Regions from separate parts of the Homo sapiens genome. Here region 2 is linked to region 1. The links are chromatin loops, found by intact Hi-C in ENCODE. Cell type or tissue: Caco-2. All regions are shown on one strand. Each heading gives the region's core, and the rest is flanking DNA. Links, peaks and the distances in the headings are about the cores only. Region 1 has its middle 100 kb from the start of LINC01206. Region 2 overlaps SOX2-OT (SOX2 overlapping transcript).

Region 1 (11,044 bases), core at 2,398-7,397:
TGCCAGCTTTCCCTCTCAAGGTAGCACCAAGTCCATCCCAATTTGAGTGGATAAAAATGCCTCCACCCCCTCACTGCACCAGGTATTATCAACCAGTTTACTAAGGAGTCACATTAACTAGACCAATCAATTCACTCTAGAAGGATGAGGACGAATAGTGGGCATTTCAGAAATATTCTTGTTGCTGAGGCTCCAGGGGGCCAAAAGTTTAATAAGAGCAACCAGGTATTTTCACAGAAGAAGAAAACACATCATTTTCTACTCCTTTTACCCCCTACACAAAATAAAAACAAAACAGAAACAGTATATTAATAAGTGCCATCCTGTATCTGTATCATTTATAATGTGTAGACTCAGGTTGTGAGGATATGAGTCAAAATCCAGGCATCAGATTGAGAAAAGTCAGAGAAAATCGATGAATGCGTTTAGTTTTAGGTAGGAAGCTAAAGAAGTGAAAGTCCTAGATACATGCAGAAATGATTGTCTATGGAAAGTGATAATGTCCTAATGTGGAGAGATTAATTTGGAAATTTCTTCACCTCAACTGAAGAATTTACAGTGCTTTAAAAACTTATATCAGGGGCCACTACATAGAATACATTGTTCTCAGACAGAGTAAGTACTTTTGTGGTTAGGTAAGGCAGTGCTAGAAACTCTCAAGAGCAGCTTTCTCTGGGAAATCACACTTGCTTCTAACAAGAGCTGTGGCTGTGAGCCACCAACACTGCAGGGACACTCATGCGCCTGGAGGTCCCTAGACAGCAGAAAGGAGGGAGTGACACCTTGGTCAATCCAGTACGAAAACTATGTTTGGGTGATGATGGCTCAGGCCCTGGCTGGCTTTGCAACCCTGGAGCAGCCACTTAACATCTCCAAACCTCTGTCAACTTTCTTGTAAAGACATCAGCAGGATGATTTCTAAGATGTTTTTCAGCTCTGAAAACTGTCAGATTGTAAACTAAAAGTACTGATTCACAAATGTTTGTGTGTTATCAGATTGACTTGGAGAGCTAATAAAGAGCACAGAGGATAGGATCTGGGCTCTGGTGAGTGTATCAAGTTCCCCAGGTGATTTTGATACTGACCAAAGGTTAAGAACCACTGAACTAGGGAAAGGATGAGAATCGGAGCATAGATTTTTGAAAATATATAACTGTTAGGAGAATTAGTGGGATGATACAGTAAAGTGTAAAGTGCTACTAAAATATTATGATTACTGTATTACCATAGGGCCTTATTTACCAAATGACTTTAATTCTGGAAATGATCAATTATCAATTATGGTCATGTCTTTGTCCATCTGTTAAAAAATGTCTCCATGGGCCAGGTGCAGTGGTTCATGCCTATAATCCCAGCACTTTGGAAGGCCAAGGCAAGCGGATCACTTGAGCCAGGGAGTTTGAGACCAGCCTGGACAACATAGTGAAATCTCGTCTCTGTTAAAAATACAAAAATTAGCCAGGCATGGTGGCAGGCGCCTGCAATCCCAGCTACTCTGCAGGCTGAGGCACAAGAATTGCTTGAACCCTGGAGGTGGAGGTTGCAGTGAGCCGAGATCATGCCACTGCACTCCAGCCTGGGCGACAGAGCCAGAGGAAGACTCCATCTCAAAAAAAAAAAAAAAAAAAAGAGAGAGAGAGAGACTCCTGACAGTAAACAGATCAGTGGTCACCAGGGATTAGAGGGGAGGGAATGATGAATAGGCAGAGCACAGAGGATTTCCAGAGCAGTGAAAATACTCTGTATGACTGGGATAGTGGAAATCATTATACATTTGTCCAAACCCATAGCATATACAGTACTAAGGGTGAGCCCTAATGTAAACTGTGGACTTTGGGTAATAATGGTGTGTCAGTGTAGGTTCACCAATTGTAATAAATGTACCACTCTGGTGGGGAATGTTGATAACAGAGGAGGCTATGCATGTGCGGGGCAGGAGTATGTTGAAAATCTTTGTACCTTCCTCTCAATCTTGACATAAGCCTAATACTGCTCTAAAAAATAATGTCTTGACCAGGTGCGGTGGCTCACACCTGTAATCCCAGCACTTTGGGAGGCCAAAGTGGGAGGATCGCTTGAGCTAAAGATTTTGAGACCAGCCTAGGCAATATGGTGAGACCTCATTTCTTTTCTTTTCTTTTCTTTTCTTTTCTTTTCTTTTCTTTTTTTGAGAGAAATCTTGCTCTTAACCCCCAGGTGTGAGTGCAATGGCTTGATTTTGGCCCACTGCAACCTCCGCCTCCCGGTTTCAAACGATTCTCCGGCCTCTGCCTCCCAAATAGCCGGGATTAACCACGCCCGGCTAATTTTTGTATTTTTTTTTTTTTAGTAGAGACGGGGTTTCACCATGTTGGCCAGGCTGGAGTGAGACCTCATTTCTACAAATTTTTTTTTTAAAGTTAGCCAGGTGTGGTAGTGCATACAGTCCCAGCTACTCGGGAGGCTGAGGTGGGAGGATTGCCTGAGCCTGGGAGGTTGCAGTGAGCCATGATCGGCCCACTGCATTCCTGCCTGAGCAAGAGAACAAAATGCTTTCTCCAAAAAAAAAAAAAAAAAAGAAGTTTGGAAAACATCTTAATAAGTGTTCTTGCCACAAATAAATAGTATGTGAAGTTATGCATATGTTAATTAGCTTAATTTATCCATTCCACAATGTATACCTATTTCAAAACATCATGTTGTACACTATAAACTACACAATATTTATTTTTCAATTATAAATAAATAAATATTTTAAAAAGTGTCTCCTTCGTTGGGAAAACCCACACCAGTCTCGTTGACTTTCTGGCCTTGTGATCAGTCTCCAGCATTCTAGCTCCTTGTTTCAGATGTGGTACATGTCTCTCCACTGCTAAGGACACTAATACTAACTCTTTCATGAGGTTCCTCATTTTAAAGCTTTCAAAGCACTTGCAGATTCATTTCATTTGATTTCACACTCATCCAATAGGGTGAGCAGAACAAGTATCACTATATCCATTTTGGGATGATAATTTTTCAGGCACACAGGTACTTCTTAGAAACACTGCGCCCTGGACTATAAGCCACTTGAGTTTAGGTGCTGATGTCTTGCTCACTGTTGTGTGCTTATCTCTGAGGATAGAAGAGTTCAGAGTAGATGTTGATAAGTATTAAATATAGATATTAAATTCTGCCACTCATTTCCTAAAAATGCTGAATTTTGACCTCAGCAAGGATAATACATCTCCTGTTCATCTCCACCAGAACTTATGGTTCAAAAGGGCAGAGATTTTTTACCTCATTTGTTCACTGCTCTATCCCAAATACCTTGAACGCTGTCTGACTCATATTAGGTACTCAATAATTACTTTTTAAAATAAGCAAATATGCTTGAATCTTTAATGCCTAACCCAGAGCCTGGGCCAGAAATATGCTTACTAAGTGTGTGCTGGGCCAGGTACGGTGGCTCACGCCTGTAATCCCAGCACTTTGGGAGGCTGAGGAGGGCAGATCACCTGAGGTTGGGAGTTTGAGACCAGCCTGACCAACATGGAGAAACCCCATCTCTACTAAAATTACAAAAAAAAAAAAAAAAATTGTCTGGGCGTAGTGGCGCATGCCTGTAATCCCAGCAACTTGGGAGGCTGAGGCAGGAGAATCTCTTGAACCTGGGACGCAGAGGTTGCAGTCAGCCAAGATCGCACCATTGCACTCCAGCCTGGACAACGAGAGGGAAACTCCGTCCCAAAAAAAAAAAAAAAAAAACTGTGTGATGAATGAAATACTCTAAGGGAAGAGAAAAGAGGGGAAATTTAAATATCAAAGCTAATAAAATCAAATTGTCTCATCTATAGTAGACTATCAAATGAATTTCTATTATAAGATGCTACCGAATCACCAACAAAATGACCATTTGATTTTTTCTTTTTTTTTGAGATGGAGTTTCACTCTTGTGGCCTGAGCTGGAGTGCAATGGTGCGATCTCAGCTCACTGCAACCTCCGCCTCCCAGGTTCAAGCAATTCTCCTGCCTCAGTCTCCCAAGTAGCTGGGATTACAGGTGCGCGCCACCATGCCTGGCTAATTTTTGGTATTTTTAGTAGAAACAGGGTTTCACCATGTTAGCTGGGCTGGTCTTAAGCTCCTGACCTCAGGTGATCCACCCACCTTGGACTCCCAAAGTGCTGGGATTATAGGCGTGAGCCACCACGCCCAGCCAATCGTTTGATGTTTTAAACATGTATACACATTTCTTTGGTTGAAAAGAACAGATTTTAAAACATGTATGTTTTTTTGAAAGGTAAGTGAAAAAGCAGCTTAGAATTAAGTAAAATAAAATACATGCATTTAGGCCGGGCGCGGTGGCTCAGGCCTGTAATCCAGCAGTATGGGAGGCCGAGGCGGGTGGATTACGAGGTCAGGAGTTCGAGACCAGCCTGGCCAAGATGGTGAAGCCCCATCTCTACTAAAACTACAAAAATTAGCCAGGCGCGGTGGTCAGAGCCTGTAATCCCAACTACTTGGGAAGCTGAGGCAGGAGAATCACTTGAACCCAGGTGGCAGAGGTTGCAGTGAGCCGAGATCGCACTGCTGCGCTCCAGCCTGGGAGGCAAACTGAAACTCATCTCAAAAAACAACAAAAAAATACGTGTATTTAAAAAAGACTGGGAAGGTTCATTATGTCTGGATAAATAAGGTTTTTATTTTAAAAAGTGAAGTTATTAATTTAAATACAGACAGGGTTTCACCATGTTGCCCAGGCTGGTCTTGAACTGCTGAGCTCAAGCCATCTGCCGACCTCAGCCCCCAGAGTGCTGGGATTACAGACATGAGCCACTTTGTCCATCCAATAAATTAGTTAATGGCCGATTTTTATGTTCTTTTCTTATCCATACTTTCTGAATTTTCTATGCTACACATTCATGGCTTTTATAATGAGAAAAGAGTGAATACAAAAGAAAAATACATAGAAGGGAATATATTAAATACATAGAAGGAAATACATTAAAATTCAAACAATCATTTAATGGAATGGTGAGGACGTGGATTATAATTTTAAAAAGTATTGTCTATTTTTAAATGTTCTTGAATTATTTGCATTACTTATATGAAAAATTTGACATTGGAAACTTGCAAGAATCTAATTTGCTGTGCAGTCTGAGATACACTCTACAAAGTCAAATATTTGTGAGTAACTTGAAGCACACACCAAGTGTCAAGTTTTGAAAAGGGAAACTTTCACAGGTTATCAGCCAAAAACGTAAGTTGTGACTTCCCAGAAAATCTCAGGAACTTTTACCTATAGGCACCAAAATATGCCCCAGAGGGCTCCTAAAGGAGTAGGGAGTGGGGGTGGGGGCCCAGTGGGGGAGCTGCTGTGGATTCTTTAGTATTCACCTATAACTTCTTTGGCAGCAATGATTGATGGATGATATATAATTAATTTCACTTGACAAGCATAAAGGAAAAATTTCCCCGAGCCACTGTAACCTGAGCTAATGAAACCCTATTTAACCAAGGGTGTGTATTTAGACTGGATCTTACCTTAGTGACTTAGCCATTAGTAGGAATTCATTGTTTACCTTTAGGATTCTTATCAGTACTTAGACTCTGTTTGCATGTGATTTTCACCAGATTGCTCAACATACTCGGCGTTATACGATTTGGAAATAAGTGAAAACATTGCAAGATCACAAAAAGCTAATCTCAACTATCTAATCTCCTTAAAACTTTATGATTTTCTCTTCTCTTTCAGGATGTATTATGGTATTCTCTGGAAAGATTCTGTGAACAAGCAAGACACCTGTTTCAGGTCTTGTTAAATACCAGGTCTTTCCATTTCCTTTAAGCCTTTCAGAGATTTAGGCCATGTCATCATACCTGATCACTTCATACCTGAACCCCACAAGGGCAGCAGCATCCTCCGGTGTCTACTACCCGTGAGACCCCCTCTAGAGAAAGTTCCAGAAAACAAGATGAGTTCAAAGAGTTCATAAGGAACTTTTGGGGGAAGCTACAACTATTATTAGTTAACACTGAACAGGGAGCCAGGAGATCTAGATTCTTGTTGTATTTGCCCTGTTCATATGACTTTGGACAAACCACTCATCTTTTAGGAACCTTCATTTCCTCATTTATATTGAAGACAATTGAAGTAAAGGACCTCTAAAGTCTGTTTCAGTTTGAAAATTCTCTGTCTCAGAAGAAATCCCTTATGAAGATCAGCAGCAGGAGGGCCTGGGGTGGATTGGTGGGCCCTTCCTTCACAGTAAGAGAAATAGGAACTCAGGCAGGGTCTAAGTCTCTGGGGAATTTTGAGTTACTCTCATCCAATTCTGCACTTGAAAAACTGAGAAGTGAGACTGTGGATTCAACACTCCTGATACCCTTTTGAAATCAAAGGCCTGGCTGCATCAGGTGAGTTGGCATTTGTCTTTCTCCTGGATAATTGGAGCTATGCTTTTATTTCCATGGGGAAAAAAACAAAAAAAAACAAAACTCATAGCCATAGCCTTGCCATGCAGAAGTATTCATGAATAATTAGGGGACAGTGATAGCTGAACAACAAAAGAGTTGGTTCTGTGAGCCCTCAAATTTTGGCAGCCTTGGGAACACTCCAAATGGAGGCCTGGTCTAGGACTGCTGTAATGTCATCCAGGGCCTGGGGTGTGCTACACCCCATCACCGCCTTCATTTACCCCCACCCAGATGACCCTGCCATCTGTCAGGTGTGCTCACAAGAGGTGGCACAAATCTGTGGATGGGGAGAAGGTAGCACTCTGGCAGCAGCCTCCTCCTGCCTCCCTGCCTGGGAGCCATGTGGCAGTTTTCTTCTCTTTGACATCCAGGCTGAAGAAGGTTTTAGCCTTCATTTCTACACATCTACCGTTGCTGGGCAGCTTACCTCCCTCCCTCAGCCTTGCTTGGGACCCCTGGCTCCCTGCCTTCTGCACTCTGCCACCATTTTGGGTACCTCAGAGGCACATGCTAGAGTCAGGCCCTGTTTCCCTTTTCTGCCTCCTCCAAAAGGATAGTGCTATGTTATTTTTCAGCTCAAAATTCCACACTCACTCTATTTTCTAGTAAACAAAAATTTGAAATTTTTAGCCCAACCGTCAATGTTCCTTATTACCAACATTGCCTTTTGCCCACTCTACACACACACACACACACACACACACACACACACACACACTAACATTCACACATAAACACACTGTCTACCTTTGCAGAGCTCATTTATGTTGCGAAGTTCAGCTTTAATGACTCTTTCCCTGGGAAATCTACCCAATATCTTTCAGCCTAAAATATTCTCTCCTCTGAACTCTTATAGCTTTCTGGTTCCTCCGTTGGAGATATTCAGCACTTTCTTTCTTTGTGTTTTTTTTTTTGTTGTTGTTGTTGTTTGTTTGTTTGCTTGCTTTTTTGAGACAGAGTCTTGTTCTGTCGCCCAGGCTAGAGTGCAGTGGCCTGATGTCAGCTCACTGCACCTCCGCCTCCCGATCTCCTGCCTCAGCCTCCTGAGTAGCTGGGATTACAGGCGCCCACCACCAAGTCCAGCTAATTTTTGTATTTTTAGTAGAGACAAGGTTTCACCATATTGGCCAGGCTGGTCTCGAACTCCTGACCTCAAGGGGTCCACCTGACTTGGCCTCCCAAAGGATTTATAGGTGTGAGCCACCACACCTGGCCTGATATTCAGCACTATCTAACTAAAATCACAGTTATTTTCTTCTCTACTAGGTTGTAGGTTTCTTTTCTACTAGGTTGTAGGCTTCTCAAAAGACAAATTACACAAAGATAAAACAATTACCTATATTTTATCTTTGTGTATTTGTAGCAGAGTATACGCTACTTGGCTGGGTGTGGTGGCTCACACCTCTAGTCCCAGCACTTGGGGAGGCTGAGGTAGGAGGATCACTTGAGGTCAGGAGTTCAAAACCAGCCTGATCAACATAGCAGAGCCATGTCTCTACAAAAAAATAAAAATAAAAAATAAAAAAAGCTAGGTATAGTAGCATGTGCCTGTAGTCTCAGCTACTGGGGAGGCTGAGGCAGGAGGATCCCTTGAGCCCAAGAGGTTGAGGCTGCAGTGTGCCATGATTGTGCACTGTACTCCAGCTTTGGCAACAGAGTGAGACCGTGTCTCTAAAATATGTGTGTGTGTGTGTGTGTCTGTGTGTGTGTGTGTGTGTCTGTGTGCGCGCTACATAGTAGGTTCTTAAAGACTGCTCAATGAATGAAGAACAGAGGTCAACCAGATACTACAGACTAGTTTTTACATACCTCTGTGTTGCTAAGGTGAATGCAGATTTGAGTACCAGAAATTGGAATCCACAACTTAAAAATAATACAGTTCTCCTTTTTAAAGTGCAAATTTCTTTCCAATAAAGGATAAACCTTTTTTTTTTTTTTTATGACAGAGTTTTACTTTTGTAGTCCAGGCTGGGGTGCAGTGGCACCATCTGGACTCACTGCAACCTCTCCATCCCAGGTTGAAGTGATTCTCATGCCTCAGCCTCTGGAGTAGCTGGGACTACAGGCTATTCCTGACCTCAGGTGATCAGCCCACCTTGGCCTCCCAAACTGCTGGGATTACAGGCATGAGCCACCACGCCTAGCCAGATAAACTGTTCTTCACAAATCAAGATGCCACATCTAAGTCACTTACTTCTGTCATACTCTCATGATAACCTAAGAACACCCATGGACCAACCCTCTCCCCAGAAAAATGCACATGTACACATCCAGACAAATACGTACAATTTTATATTTTTATTGAGTAACAATTTCAAACTTACAAAAAGTTGCAAAAATAAAAATAGCATTAGGAACATCCACAGACTGGTGTGGTATGGGTGCAGTTGCCATTAAAGAGACTCAGCCATGGAAGGCAAACCATTGGTGAAACAGGTAAAGTAGTGGGTGGGGTCCCACCAATGTGGTGTGCACAGCCTTCAGCAGTCACATCCTGGAGATGGTGACCCAGTTCAGGAAGGTGGGTACGCTGATCTCCCTAGAGCCCAGAAATGTAGCCTCAGTGACATCAACAAACCAGTACTCACCACAAAATCTCCTTCTCAGCCAGGATAAGCCTCTCATCCATGTCTTTGCAAAGAAACTGGTGCATTTGTGTCTCAAGAAGCCAGAAACAAAGTGGTCCTCCCAGCTATGGCCATGAATAACAAAAGCATGGAGTGAATGAAGGTCTTGAAGGAGGTGATCTGGGTGTGCCAGGTGTGGTGACCTGGAGGCAGTAGTCACGCGCTGTCAGCAGGATGTGTGGAGACTCAGACATCCACTCAGTGACTCAAAGACCCTCCTTCCCTCACAGTCAGAGGGAAGCACTTTCTCTGGCTCTAGCCTTTGAAGGCAGAAAATATATTCATGTCTCAGGCAGACTCTTACTCTCTTTAGTTACTAATATAATCTACGAATAGAGGAAGAAGTGGAACATGTCTCAGGGGAATGAATAGTAACTGGTTCTCACTGGGATTCAAATAGCTGCTTATATTTAAGAATTGGGCCAGGTGCAGTGACTCACACATGTAATTCCTGCACTTTGGGAGGCCAAGGCAGGCGGATCACCTGAGGTCAGGAGTTCAAGACCAGCCTGACCAACATGATGAAACCCTGTCTCTACTAAAAATACAATTAGCTGGGCATGGTGGTGGGAGCCTGTAATCCCAGCTACTCCAGAGGCTGAGGCAGGAGAATCACTTGAACCAGGGAGGCAAAGTTTGCCGTGAGCCAAGATCGCACCATTGCACTTCAGCCTGGGTGAAAAGAGTGAAACTCCATCTCAAAGAAAAAGAATTGAAACAACGAACCAGCAGGCATGACGCATGACCCTCAATCTCAATTGTAGGAGTACATTTCTTTTTTTTTATTAAACATAAATATGTGTTCCCCCTTTCCCAAAAAATAAAGAAACATCTGCTGGGCATGGTAGCTTGTGCCTGTAGTCCTAGCTACTTGAGAGGCTGAGGCAGGAGGATCTCTTGAGCCCAGGAGTCCGAGGCTGGAGTGACTACAAAGCCAGACCCTGTCTCTTAAAAAAAAAAAAGAAAGAAGTTTTCATGTATCCTTTACCAGATTCACCTATTAACATCATTTGTTTTATGATTTTATTCCTCTGGCTTGCCCATTCTCACTCTGTGTGTGTGTGCGTGTGTGTGTGTATATGAGTGTGTATCTGTGTGTATAAAACTTTTTCCCAAAGAATATGAGGGTAGTTGCATATATTAGCTATTTACCCCAAAATATTTTGATGACTATTTCCCAAGAATAGGATATTCTCTTATGTCATCATAAGAGACATAAATTTCATAAATTTATATGCTTTTTTGTTTTTTGTTTTTGTTTTGTTTTGTTTTTTTGAGATGGCGTTTCACTCTTGTTGCCCAAGCTGGAGTGCAATGGTGCAATCTTGGCTCACTGCAACCTCCACCTCCCGGGTTCAAGTGATTCTCCTGCCTCAGCCTCCCAAGTAGCTGGGATTACAGGTGCGCACTACCACGCCCGGCTAATTTTTTTGTATTTTTAGTAGAAACGGGGTTTCACCATTTTAGCCAGCCTGGTCTTGAACTCCTGACCTCAGGTGATCTGCCTGCCTCAGCCTCTCAAACTGTTGGGATTACAGGCGTTAGTCACCACACCTGGTCTATATGCTTTTATCTAATTCGCCATCTCTATTCCAATTTTGTCAGTTGACTTAGTGATATCTTTCATAGCATTGATTTTTTCCTCCCATACAGGATCCAGTCATAAGGACAGAGTCCCCATGATGGGATTAGTGTCTTTATAAGAAGAGGAAGAGAGCCAGCCCTCTTTCCTTCCACCAAGTCAGAATACAATGAGAAGATGGCTACCTGTAACCCAGGAGGAGTGCTTTCACCAGAACCTGGTTATCCTGGCACCCCGATCTTGGTCTTCTATCCCCCAGATTGTGAGAAATCAATGTTTATTGTTTAAGCCACCTCAGTCTGGTATTTCATTACAGCAGCCCAAGTGACTAAGACGGTCCTCTTCCCCGCTTATGAATAATGTAATAAAACCAGGCACAGTGGCTCTCTACCTATAAA
Region 2 (11,044 bases), core at 3,306-8,305, 120 kb after region 1:
CGGGAAACGGAGGTTGCAGTGAGCCGAGATCATGCCACTGTACTCTAGCCTGGCCGGCAGAACGAGACTCTGTCTCAAAAAATAATAATAATAATAAAAATAAAAATACAAAATACAAACAAATTAGCTGAGCATGGTGGTGGGAGCTTGTCATCTCAGCTACTCAGGAGCCTGAGGCAGGAGAATCCCTTGAACTTGGGAGGTGGAGGTTGTGGTGAGCCAAGATTGTGCCACTGCACTCCAGCCTAGGCAACAGAGCGAGACTCCGCCTCAAAAAAAAAAAAAAAAAAAGGTTTATTTCTTTACATACTTCATACTTGCACTCACTTTCTCTCTCCTCTACCCCCAACAGGAAATATTGCTTTCTCTGACCCTCTGCAATCTAACCTTAACACTACAGAAACCATGAGCTGGAGATAACTGCTTGCTTGCAGTACTATTTATGAAACAGTCTCTTTTTTTCTTCCCTAGGAATCTATCCCAAAGGATTGAGCAATGTGCTGTGCTGCTACTCCACTAGATCTGAGTGAAAAGGTGGGTGCTGCAAGACCATCTTAACCCTTGCAATGGTCTGGCCAGCAGCATCTGCTTTGTTACCTAGTTCCGTGAGCTCATTCTCAGCTTAATTTTAGAAACATATCTAGGTCTACATTTATCTATTTAAATGTCCTCCAGTGTTTGTCAGTACTGTGCCACTGGCCAGGTGCGGTGGCTCATGCCTGTAATCCCAGCATTTTGGGAGGCCGAGGCTGGAGAATCACCTGAGGTCAGGAGTCCAAGACCAGCCTAGCCAACATGGTGAAACCCCGTCTCTACTAAAAATACAAAAAAATTAGCCAGGTATGGTGGCAGGTGCCTGTAATCCCAGCTACTTGGGAGGATGAGGCAGGAGAATCGCTTGAACTCGGGAGGCGGAGGTTGCAGTGAGCCGAGACCGCACCATTGCACTCCAGCCTGGGCAACAAGAGCAAAACTCCATCTCAAAAAAAAAAAAAAAAAAAAAGTACTATGCCACCAATCCTGGCACATGTGTCTCTTCTATGTAACGTCTGTCATTACACAAAGCATTATAAAAACGTAATTTGCAACCTTACAATATACCCTTACTACAGAAATCATTACATTAGCATAACAAGCACAAAGTTCCAAGGTAGTAATTTGGTTATAGGTCTAAAATCCTTCCAGTTCCATCAGATTTCTATGGACGTATGGTATTGCCCTTCTGCAACTAAGGGCTGGGTCAGTGGATCTCTTGCATGAAGGAAGTTCTGCTGGGTGAACAGTTTGTCCTTAGGGACTCAAAGTCAGAGTTGGAACATTTCTTAAAGAATCAAGATACCTTCATCTCTTTTTTTTTCTTCCTCTTTTTATTTCTTCTTGACCACCAAGGAAACATGTCTTGAAAGGTATTCTTCCACAGGTGTTTCATTAGACATGTGCAAATATCAGGATTTATCTCATAGGCAATACAAGCACTTTTGGTCTTCCTGCTGGGGGATGGAGTTTGGGAAATTTGACTTCTATCTACCCTGCCATTTGTGGAGGTACAGATTAGCCGCAACTCTGCTGAGGCAGGATTGGTGGTGGTGGTAGGGGTCAGTAAGATTGAGATGTATTCAGATGTTAATTTACACCTGAAAAGACAAAATGTAGTCACCCCATTGGGGGTGACTTGAGTTTCTGCTGAATAACAGCCATGAGTGCTTCCTTGTGAAAGATGAAAGTTGAAATTGAGGGGGCAAGTAGTCTGAAAGTTATGGGAACAGGAAGAGAAGGAGCAGGGACAGCCTTGATGAATAAAACAAAATGAATTTAGCCATCAGTTGTAAATCTATTTTCAACTCTTCCTTCTCAGTGAAGTTTTAAGATACAACGGAAGATGGTAATTTCCACTTTACTAAATATTTGGAGATTGTCTATGGAATCCGAAAGTGTTGGTGTGAAATAAGAATGAAGAATTAGCCTCACTTTTCTGCCATTTGGATGGGTTTTCTTGTTCCACATAGTCTGTTTAACAACTGCTATCCACCTTGCTTAATGGAATCCCTAAGTACCCCGGGAGTAACTAAGGAAAAAAAAATCCTTCTACATTCCACCACTGCCTTTAACCTCAAACGATAGTAAAGGGTTCATTCAGACCCCAGGACCACACTGAGGCATTAATTAGGCTGATGAAATCCATCGAAATGTATGGATTCAGCATAATCAAGTTTCTACCACAGACTATCGTTAAGGAATACGTGAGCAGCTGGGAGAATAGAAAGTACTGTTAGAGTTAAGTCATGCATGTAATTGAGTATATTTAACATAACCATTTTAATGATCAGTGATTAAAAGTGCATCTTACTTAAATGGTATATCCTCTGCAATTTGTTCATATCAACTTGATAATGTTCTCAAGAGGAAAAAGTAGGGATACACATTTCTAAACAAGATCTTGTTTGAGTTTGGGGGAAAAAAGCAGGAAAGTGAACTAGAAAGAAAAATGTGGCTTTTGCATGCAGACAGCTACATGAGTGTGATATAAATTAATCACTGTTGTGGACACCTTCTGTGCTCAGTTCATACAAAGTATTAGGAATATATAATAAGTGATTTTGTTATTCCTCAAAAAGAATATATTTTTCCTTAAAGATGCTTTCTCTGTTTGACATTTTTTTTTAAGGGGGCAGGGGTATTGCTGCTCAAATCCTGTTGATTTTAAGAGCTTCCCTTAAGATCCTGGGAGGTTCATATTTCCAATTCTTCTTCCAACCTGTTGGGTTGGCTTATCTTAGTGGAACTTGCCTCTGTGAAGATAACAGTGGGAAGAAGAGCAGGCATCACACGGAGAAAGATGCACCCACATATGACGGACCAAGAGCACAAACAGTTCAGAAACCCGCAAAGGGGAAATTAGCTGTTCAAATCAGCGAGGGGCCTGAACCAAAAGCCCACGCGTTTAGAGGCAGACTCTGCTCTCCTCTATTCACTCGGACCTGGCCAGTTAAATGGAGTCATTGTGGAGCCATGCACAAGCCAGCCCCACTCCTTTTGTCGTATTTTCTCAGCTTTTGTGCTCAAAACACGCAAATCACTGATTACTTTGCCCAGGAAAGAATCGAAGGAGAGAGGTGGATCTAGATCTACAACCAGAAGTGTGTAAATCATACAACACCTACACATCTATGCAGGCACTAATAAAAGTGAGGGTTTAGAAGGGATGCCCAGCTCCCAAAAGTTGCTTCACAGGGCTCTTTTTATCTCCCTTCACCCCTGCCCCCACTCCTATAGAGAAACAAATCTATTCTCCCGCTCAAAATAGGGTTGAAGAGTGGCACATCTTGAATGTCGGGGAGTTGCACCAAAACTTTTACAAACCTGCGAGAGAAAGGAAGCCACAAGCACGTAAAAGTATGTTGGCACATACTATTCGGCTTGCTGCAAACAAAACAAAAATGTTTTCAGGGAAAATTCATTTGATGCCTTTCTTTTCACCCAAAAGCATGTTTTCTTTGGCTTGGAGGGACAGCTCTTGGGAAATCAGGTCTCTCAAGGAGCACTCCCACCCCCAACGTATAGTCTATAAATATAGTGGAAGAGCCATGCCAGGGGTAGTAAGTGCAAGAGAATCTGGAGTCTTGAAAGCATCTTTTTCTTCTGGCTATGGTGGCACTTAAATGATAATGCGGGCAATGGAGCTGGGAGATTTATATCTTTTGGAAAGTAGGGCGAGCCAGATGGTAATAGCGTCATTAACACACAAACTTGGGATGTGCAAGTGAAGCTTGAAATTGGGAAAGAGATCAGGAGAACAAAGGGGGCTGCTGTTGAAAGGCTACCCCTCTTCTGCCGGGCAAAGCTAAGAGCCCCTTGGTACTGGGGTCTGCTCCTGCCCAGAACTGGATAATAAACGACAGCTTTCCCCCTCCCCTGTTGTGACTTAGAAAGCACCAAGAAAACTTTTGCAATAGGCAAATTCGGCACTTATTATGTGTAACCCTTTGTAGTCTGAAGTGGCAGGAATGGGCCTTTAATCCAACTGCACTTCCACCCCACTCCCTACCCCAGTTTGATAAGCCCTAGCAATTGTTGACATTTATTTTATAAAATCAAAGTGCCGCTTGTTGTATGTTTCAGACAAAAGTTCATTTCCCTCCCCTTATGTAAATACTCTAAGTAAATATTAAAGGTTGAACAGCACTACATTTTCATTTTGGTGACAGCGGTTGGTGTGAAGGTGCTGAGGGGGGTTAAACTCTAGTTTTACTTTGTAAAGCTTTAACCTTTACGTTAACTCCCACTGAGTAGGTATAATTCAGAGAGAACAGAGAAGGCATTAAGACAAGATTAACAATGGCATTAATAATAATAATGCATGTTTACAATAAACACCCCCACACACCTCTATAAACAGGCAAGGAGGTATGAAACTAAAGAAAATGAAATTAATAACATTGTTCTCCTTTTTATAAACACAAAGTATGTATGTAGGTACATACACACACACATACATATATACACACATATGTATATGGTTTCTAGGAAGACAGCAAGGGTAACTAACGGTCATTAAGTATTGACTGGCTTGAGTGATGCCTGTTAGCGACTAAAAGTTGACGAGGTCTAAACTAAAATCGAACGTTTTTCTTTTTATTCTTTAAAAAAAAAATACTAGAGCTCTTTAAAAGCCCGGAGGACTTACCCTCAGGGATTATTCAGAGAAAAACTGAGACTGGCCGTTCGTCACAGGCAATTGTAAAGGGTTTCAAAGGGCCGATCAAACGATCGCCAGAGTAATCTACATTCAAGTCCGGATGATGGTGTTACGGCACACACCTGCGGGGTGTTTGCTGTCCGTGCCCCTCGCCGAGCTACAAATCATCATTAAAGCGAGCTGCTTAAGCTTCTTCCCAGCTTCTAGACAAGAGTTACTTGGGACAGTTCACTTTGATATTGCTGCAGCTCGCAATTGACAAGCAAGCTATTTTGGAGCTCAAGCCAGAGCCCACATCCTAATGCGCTTCGCGAAAGTAAGCAGGGTGGTTGGGGGCAGGGAGGGGTGAGCAATTGCAAAGGTCTGTCTCTTTCGCCAATTTCCAGAGCAGAATCACCGCAAAAATGTGTAGGAAACCAGGTTAAATCAGCTGAAACCCGCCTTGAGTTTCTAGTGAGGGCCCTCCCAAAACTTCTTTACTACAACTTTTAACCGACCCATACTGTGGACATAATCTCACCACCTCAGTTTCCCTCCTTCCTTCTCTTAAGTACCCACAGTCGGGTCAGCACCCAACCTCCATCAGGGTTGGTATCTAGTTTGAAACTTTCACTTTTGGTTCCTTGGTTTGCGATTATTTTCCCCCTTTTTGTGCGGACTGTGCCCTCGCTGCTCTCACTGCCCTCACCTTGAGGGGGAAAATAATCCGGAGTTGGGTAAAAAAGAAAAAGAAAGAGACTTGAGGGTCGGACAGCTGGAGGCGGGGAAAGGGGGGGGGTCGATGTGGGTTTCTGTCTGCGTCTGCCTGAGTGCCTGCAAGCCCTCGGCAATCCGCGTGCGACCCACTGGCGGGGGCGGGGTGGGGGAATTAACCGGCTATCGGTGATGCCAAGATCAACACTCGGAGCGAATGTATCAATAGACCAATTTTCTGCTCTTACCGCGAGCTTTTTCGTTTCAATCCAGAGTGGAGGTGTCTGCGCTGCGCAAGACGCAACAGCACAGTGGCGTCAGGCAAAAAAAAAAAAAAAAAAAAAAAAAAAAAGAGGGCGCTAGATGCGGGAGGCGCAAATATGGAAATTAACTCATTAGGAAGGGGTGTGGTTACCGCGAAGCCCCCTCCTCCATCCCGTCCTTTCTCCCTTGCTGCCACCGTCCCGGCTTGCTAAATATGAGATTACAAACAAACAAATAAAGCAGAAGCTGACTACGCAGTCCCAGATCAAACACGCTCCAGATAATTCGCTTCACTCAGCGCTGCGGCCAGATCTGCAGCTCAGCGCTGGCCCCTGACGCCCGCCGGTGTTTCAGCGCCCCCTCCACGCCAGCCCCGGCTGCCGCAGCTCTGAAAGGCAGGGCCCGCGGCGGCGTTTCGAAGGCACAGCACGTGGCCCTGACGCCCCGTTTGGTATACGTTTTAAAACATCAGACAAACGCTTCCACCAATATGGTGACCGTCTGAGGCCTTCTGCTGATCTCAGAGGTCCTCTCCTAAATGCTGCCTGAAGAGGATGAGGGTGGTGGTGGTCTCTGGGAGAAAAACAAAAAACAAAACAAACTAGAAAGTAATGTCCCAGAGTCCCTGGCCAAGAGGCTTTTCCCGGGGCGCCGCACTCCGCGAGAGGTATCAGTAGTGGAGGGCTCCGAGAATACGGAGGCTGGGGCCTGGAGGGGGTCTGAGCGTTGAAGTCCCGAGTTGCGATATTATTAACCAAAGACCAGGTTACCAAGATTGAGGGCGAGGAGGCTGGAGAATCTGCAGTGCATAATTATGTGCCGAAATAAAATGTTTCAGTGGGGGGAAAGGGGGTAAAAAGAACACGCAAAACCTCTCAACACCCCCACCCCACCCCGCCCCAGCTGCCCTGCCCCTAGGTCCTCAAAGCCTGCCTCTGTGCAGGGCTAAGGGAAAAAATGGCACTTTTATGGTTTTCCTTCCTGCGTGGCTCGCCTCCTTGTCCCTGCTCCCTGCCTGGCGCTCCCCCAGCTGCGGGCCCCTTGGAGGAAGGCTGCCCAGTCCCCTCGTCTCCCGCTGCCTGCAGGCCACCGAGTCTCAAAGCACGCATTGTCCAGCGGGGGCGGGGAGGCCAGCAGACCCATGGAGAAGAATAACACTGCGCCCAGCTCCTGTTAGGGAAAGTTTCCCAAATGCACTCCTTGTGGTAACATACTACTTTAAAAGATGGGGGGGCGGGGGGGATACGTTTTGAAAATCCGCTGCTTTCTCCAATTCTTCACCCTCTCCCCGTCACTTTTTAGGTCCTGAGAAAGAGAGTGGACCGGGAAGAAACTGGAAGGTGGCATGGAGGGCCAAAAATGTGAACCTGACTCTAGAGCAGTCAATGTGATGGTTTTTAAATGCAGGTGGGAAGAGTGAAGGGGGGATGTCTTCTCCCACGTCTGGTTGGGAGACAGATGCATGGCCGGTGCGCTGGGGGTTGCAGGAAGACTGGGCCACGAGGGCGCGTGTGCAGGCAAAGCATTTTGCACCTCCTGTTTATCTTAGAAACGGGGCGGAGGGGGGTGGGTGGGGAGCGATTGTTCTGCTTCCCGACAGGCAGAAGAAGTTGAATAAAATGGAGAGGCGGGCACACGCAAAAACAAAAACTGCTGCAGGCTCAGAGTCTTTCTCCTTGACCCGAATTCCAAATGGTGGGGGCTCTTCATTTGCAAAGGACTCCGATGTCTGAAGACCCCAGAGACAGCGGTCCTTCAGTGACGGCAAAAGCCGCGATAGAGACCGTTAGAATTGGGGCTTTTGGGGCAAATGTAATTAATCTTTCATTCGAGCAGCGGGGACCCATTCCTTCTAGGCGTTGTCGTCTGCATTGTAGTTCTCTGAGTTTCATGTGCTCTTCCAGGCGTTTGCAAAATAATGGCTCAGGTCCCTTGCAAAACTCTGCCTGAAACAAGTATATTCCAAGACAGTGCGGTAGCGAATAGGTTTTAAAAATCAAATCAAAACAAAGTAAAACCAAAAAAAAAAAAAAAAAAAAAAGTCCCAGGCCCATGCTCTTGGTGTCCAACCACCAAAATGAGGGAAGGGGAGAATAAGTGGTTGTGGCTATTTGGGAGTCGCGCTAATTTGGTGTGTGGACTTAATGCCTTAACGCTAAATCGGCAATATAAAGGGCTGAAGAGCAAGCCCGATAAAAGCTCTAATTACTACTGGAAACTTTAGGTGGTTGCTAGGATCTGAGGACCACCACCACCACAAAAAAAAAAAAAAAAAAAAAACCCTCCAATAGAGTGTTTGGACTGCGTATATGGGGGTGGGGGGTAGAGCTTGTAGAGGCGAATAGTACCCACATCTGCTGGAACTTCCATATCTAAGCTGTTCATTTACGGGAGCCAACTTATGAAATCTCCACAATTAGATCTTCATTGTTCTTCCTCCACAACACTGTCTAGAAAGAAAAGGTCTTCTCGGTCGGGGCCAATCCAACGAAGCGTTTGACGTTATTAAATAATAAAGCGATTGTGATTTACATTGTTGTTCAGAAAAAAAGGCCAATTATCCACTGTTATGTTGCCATAAAGATCATATTAACTCGAATTAGTAATCAAACAATATGCGAGCGTTTAAAAAAGTACAGCCGAACTGGGTGACAGCTACCGCGACGTCTTCACTTTCACCAGTACACCCGCGCCGGCAGCGGGAGCGAAAAAGGCAGACGCCGCAGACCCGAAAGGAGGGAGAGAGCAGCAAAGTGGTGATTAACGGCTCCAGTGTTAATTATTCTCAATTAATCCCAAACAGTGCAAACCTTCCCTGGTTCCCTGCAAGTTCCCTGGTTCCGATGCTCTGAGAATTCTGCCTGTCTGGGAGGAGTTTATAAGAACTACGGAAGAGGCAATTTCCACACAAGTGTACCTGTGAGCAAAGGGGGTAGGAGTGCAAGTGTGTGTACGCATGTTGTGTGTGGTGAGTGTGATTGTGAGGTTCACTACCTTTCTCAGAGCCTGGCGTGCACCCCGAGGTAGATGCCGTGGTGGGCAAGGCCCGCAGCATCTTCACGACCCTAGTGAATCTTGCGTCTTCTCTACTCAAATCACCCTCTCTCGTCCTCTGTTATTAGGTTTATAACTCGTTGCCCACTTAAATTTGTGCAGCCAACCACGGAAATCTAAATAGGTTTGAGTCGCCCCATGGGTACAGAATGGAGGCTTTAATAAGAAAGATTAATTGTGGGTGTGTACCGGCCGGAAGACGCGTTAGCTATCAAGTGGCGGCTGGCTGTGGGTCGAGGGGCGGGAGACGCCTCTCCTAGGTCTAGACGTTAGTAGGCGCCGTAGGCATACTCTAAACGCGGGCCACCTAGCGACTCGTAGTCACAAGCAAGCAAAGGGCTACACAGCACTCTTACCATCTTTTCCTGTGTTGAGGTTTTAAATAACTTGTCCTTTACTTACCCTGCACATCAAATCTTCTCGCCCTGCGCCCAGCACCGCCAGACCCCGCATTCCTGGTGTCCATGCGGAGGAGAGGGGACTTGTGACCGCTCTCCTAGGAGGTCTACCTATTCCCGCCCCCATCTACTGAACAATATTTAGGCGAATGATTGATACGTTTTGCTCCTGGGGCTAGAATGTTGATATTTTTTGTTGCCGTGATGAAACATGTGTATGGCTACATGTGTTTTTTAATACACACATGTAAGCAAGTAGGGAGTAATTTTCCCCAGAGAGATGTTTCAGCAAGTCAAGGCACAGGGGAGAATCAGCCAGCGGCAGGGCCGCGGGGATCTCTCCAGGCGCAGTGGTGGCACTGAGGGAACTGTCCTTGCCCGCAGTGGTGGCACTGAGGGAACTGTCCTGGCCCTTTCCTCACCCCTCCCTCTTTCAGCTAAAATGTTCAGATCCGGGACTAAGAAGTGGCGAAGTGGGCGGGGGCAGAGAGGAGTAGGGACTGGGTCGGGGATGAAGGAATTGGCTAGAATAGTTTGTCTAGTAGTGTGCCCCCCTTGAGTAATTCCATTTAAAACTTGAGGCACCAAGGCCTGGGCTTCAACAAATGTAAAACGAACTCTTGGAAGGTCCAGTCCTTGCAGCAGCAGGACAGCCAAAAGGTGGTCGCATCTTTGTTCAGAGTTTTAAAACAGTTGCTGCCTTTCCTAACCCTCTTGTTTTCCTCCACACCCCTCTTCCCAGTAAAACCAATTCAAAAGGGGGCAGAACTCCACTCCACAAGATTAATGTTTGTTAATTTGTAGGATTAACCATCTCATGAAGCATAATAAAATACTAGAGGTGCTCTTACCTTTAAATAAATACATAAAATTTGTGCCTTCTCTCCTTTCCTGTTTGATCTCTCTCAGGACATGGAAAACAGTGTCTTGGAACCTAATAAGTCTTAGAAGAACTTTTAACTCAGAGTTTTCACATCATCTGGGGTTGCTGTGGGCATTGGCATTGGGAGAGGATGTGGAGACCAGCTTACTTTTAATATCTATAGCTATACATTCTGGTTTGGAACTCACGATTAAAAATCTATTTGTTCCTCCCAGGGCTCTGCGGATTTCAATGTTGGTCATAGGAGCCGCAAAATGTTCATTAAAGGAACCTAACCAAGGCTACTGTATGGCCACTTTGTGAACTCAGAACTATGGATGGGGGGAAAAGTATGAAAGTGTGAGTTGATGTCACGCTGGCTGTCAGTGTGTGGTCTATTGTGGAGAATGGTGCTTTTTGACTGAACAGAGGGAGCCCCCCTCCCCCCTTCCCCAGCTCTACTGCACCTGCACTGGATGAGGGAGTCCCTGCCATTCAGCCCATCGCAGATTGTTCAAACAGAAGACATCTCTGACAGCACTCAATTCATTACATTTCTTCCTGCTTTTCAAACCAACACACACACACACACAAAATGAGTATTGCCAGCCAGTGACAGCCAAAAAAAAAAAAAAAAATCTTAAATACTTTATATGCAGCTAATTTGGAAGCTCATACAACTAACCATGAAATATTTTGTATCCTTAACTTGTAAGGCTTCCTGGGGGTGGGGGGAACGGTTGAAATTACCTGATTTTTCCAATTGAGAATATATCTCCATAGTTTATACGGGGATAGTAAGTTTGTAGAAAGACACTGCTAGCATGGGGCAGAAAGACATTTCGATGAGAATAAAAGCAGAAATGTGCAAAAGAGAAAAGCCTCTGATTTATCACAGCAGATGAGCCTGTTGATATGCATTCATAATTTATGCTGGGGGAACCAGCTTGCTAATAGAGGTGGGGTACCCAAGAACCAGGAGTGGGCAGTGAGGGAAGTAAGAGTGGGTAGTAAGGGAAGCATTGATGCTGAAGTGTAAGCTAAACATTTAAATCAATTTCTTAACAAGGCAGTCTT

The links. Hi-C counts contacts between places; a loop is a spot of excess contacts. Peaks named below come from ENCODE experiments on the same cell type or tissue, not always from the same donor. Only the 100,000 strongest peaks of a DNase experiment are listed, where the experiment ranks them.
Region 2: a loop joins it to region 1, with 3 times the contacts of the local background. A loop is called at or near these places in 3 of 110 quality-filtered maps.

Annotation. Positions count from the first base shown.
Region 1 is chr3:181,845,688-181,856,731 of GRCh38, reverse strand. It overlaps the pseudogene PSMG3P2. Among named protein-coding and RNA genes, the nearest start is that of LINC01206, 100 kb to the left of the region's middle. RefSeq lists an enhancer at 7,613-8,234. In Caco-2, for the core only: no CTCF peak of the experiment used is centred there; a DNase peak (open chromatin) is centred at 5,431.
Region 2 is chr3:181,721,689-181,732,732 of GRCh38, reverse strand. The region is part of intron 6 of SOX2-OT (SOX2 overlapping transcript); the gene reads right to left. Among named protein-coding and RNA genes, the nearest start is that of SOX2, 15 kb to the right of the region's middle. RefSeq lists an enhancer at 4,407-5,145. In Caco-2, for the core only: a CTCF peak has its summit at 5,987; DNase peaks (open chromatin) are centred at 5,542 and 5,882; H3K4me3 peaks cover 1,556 bases.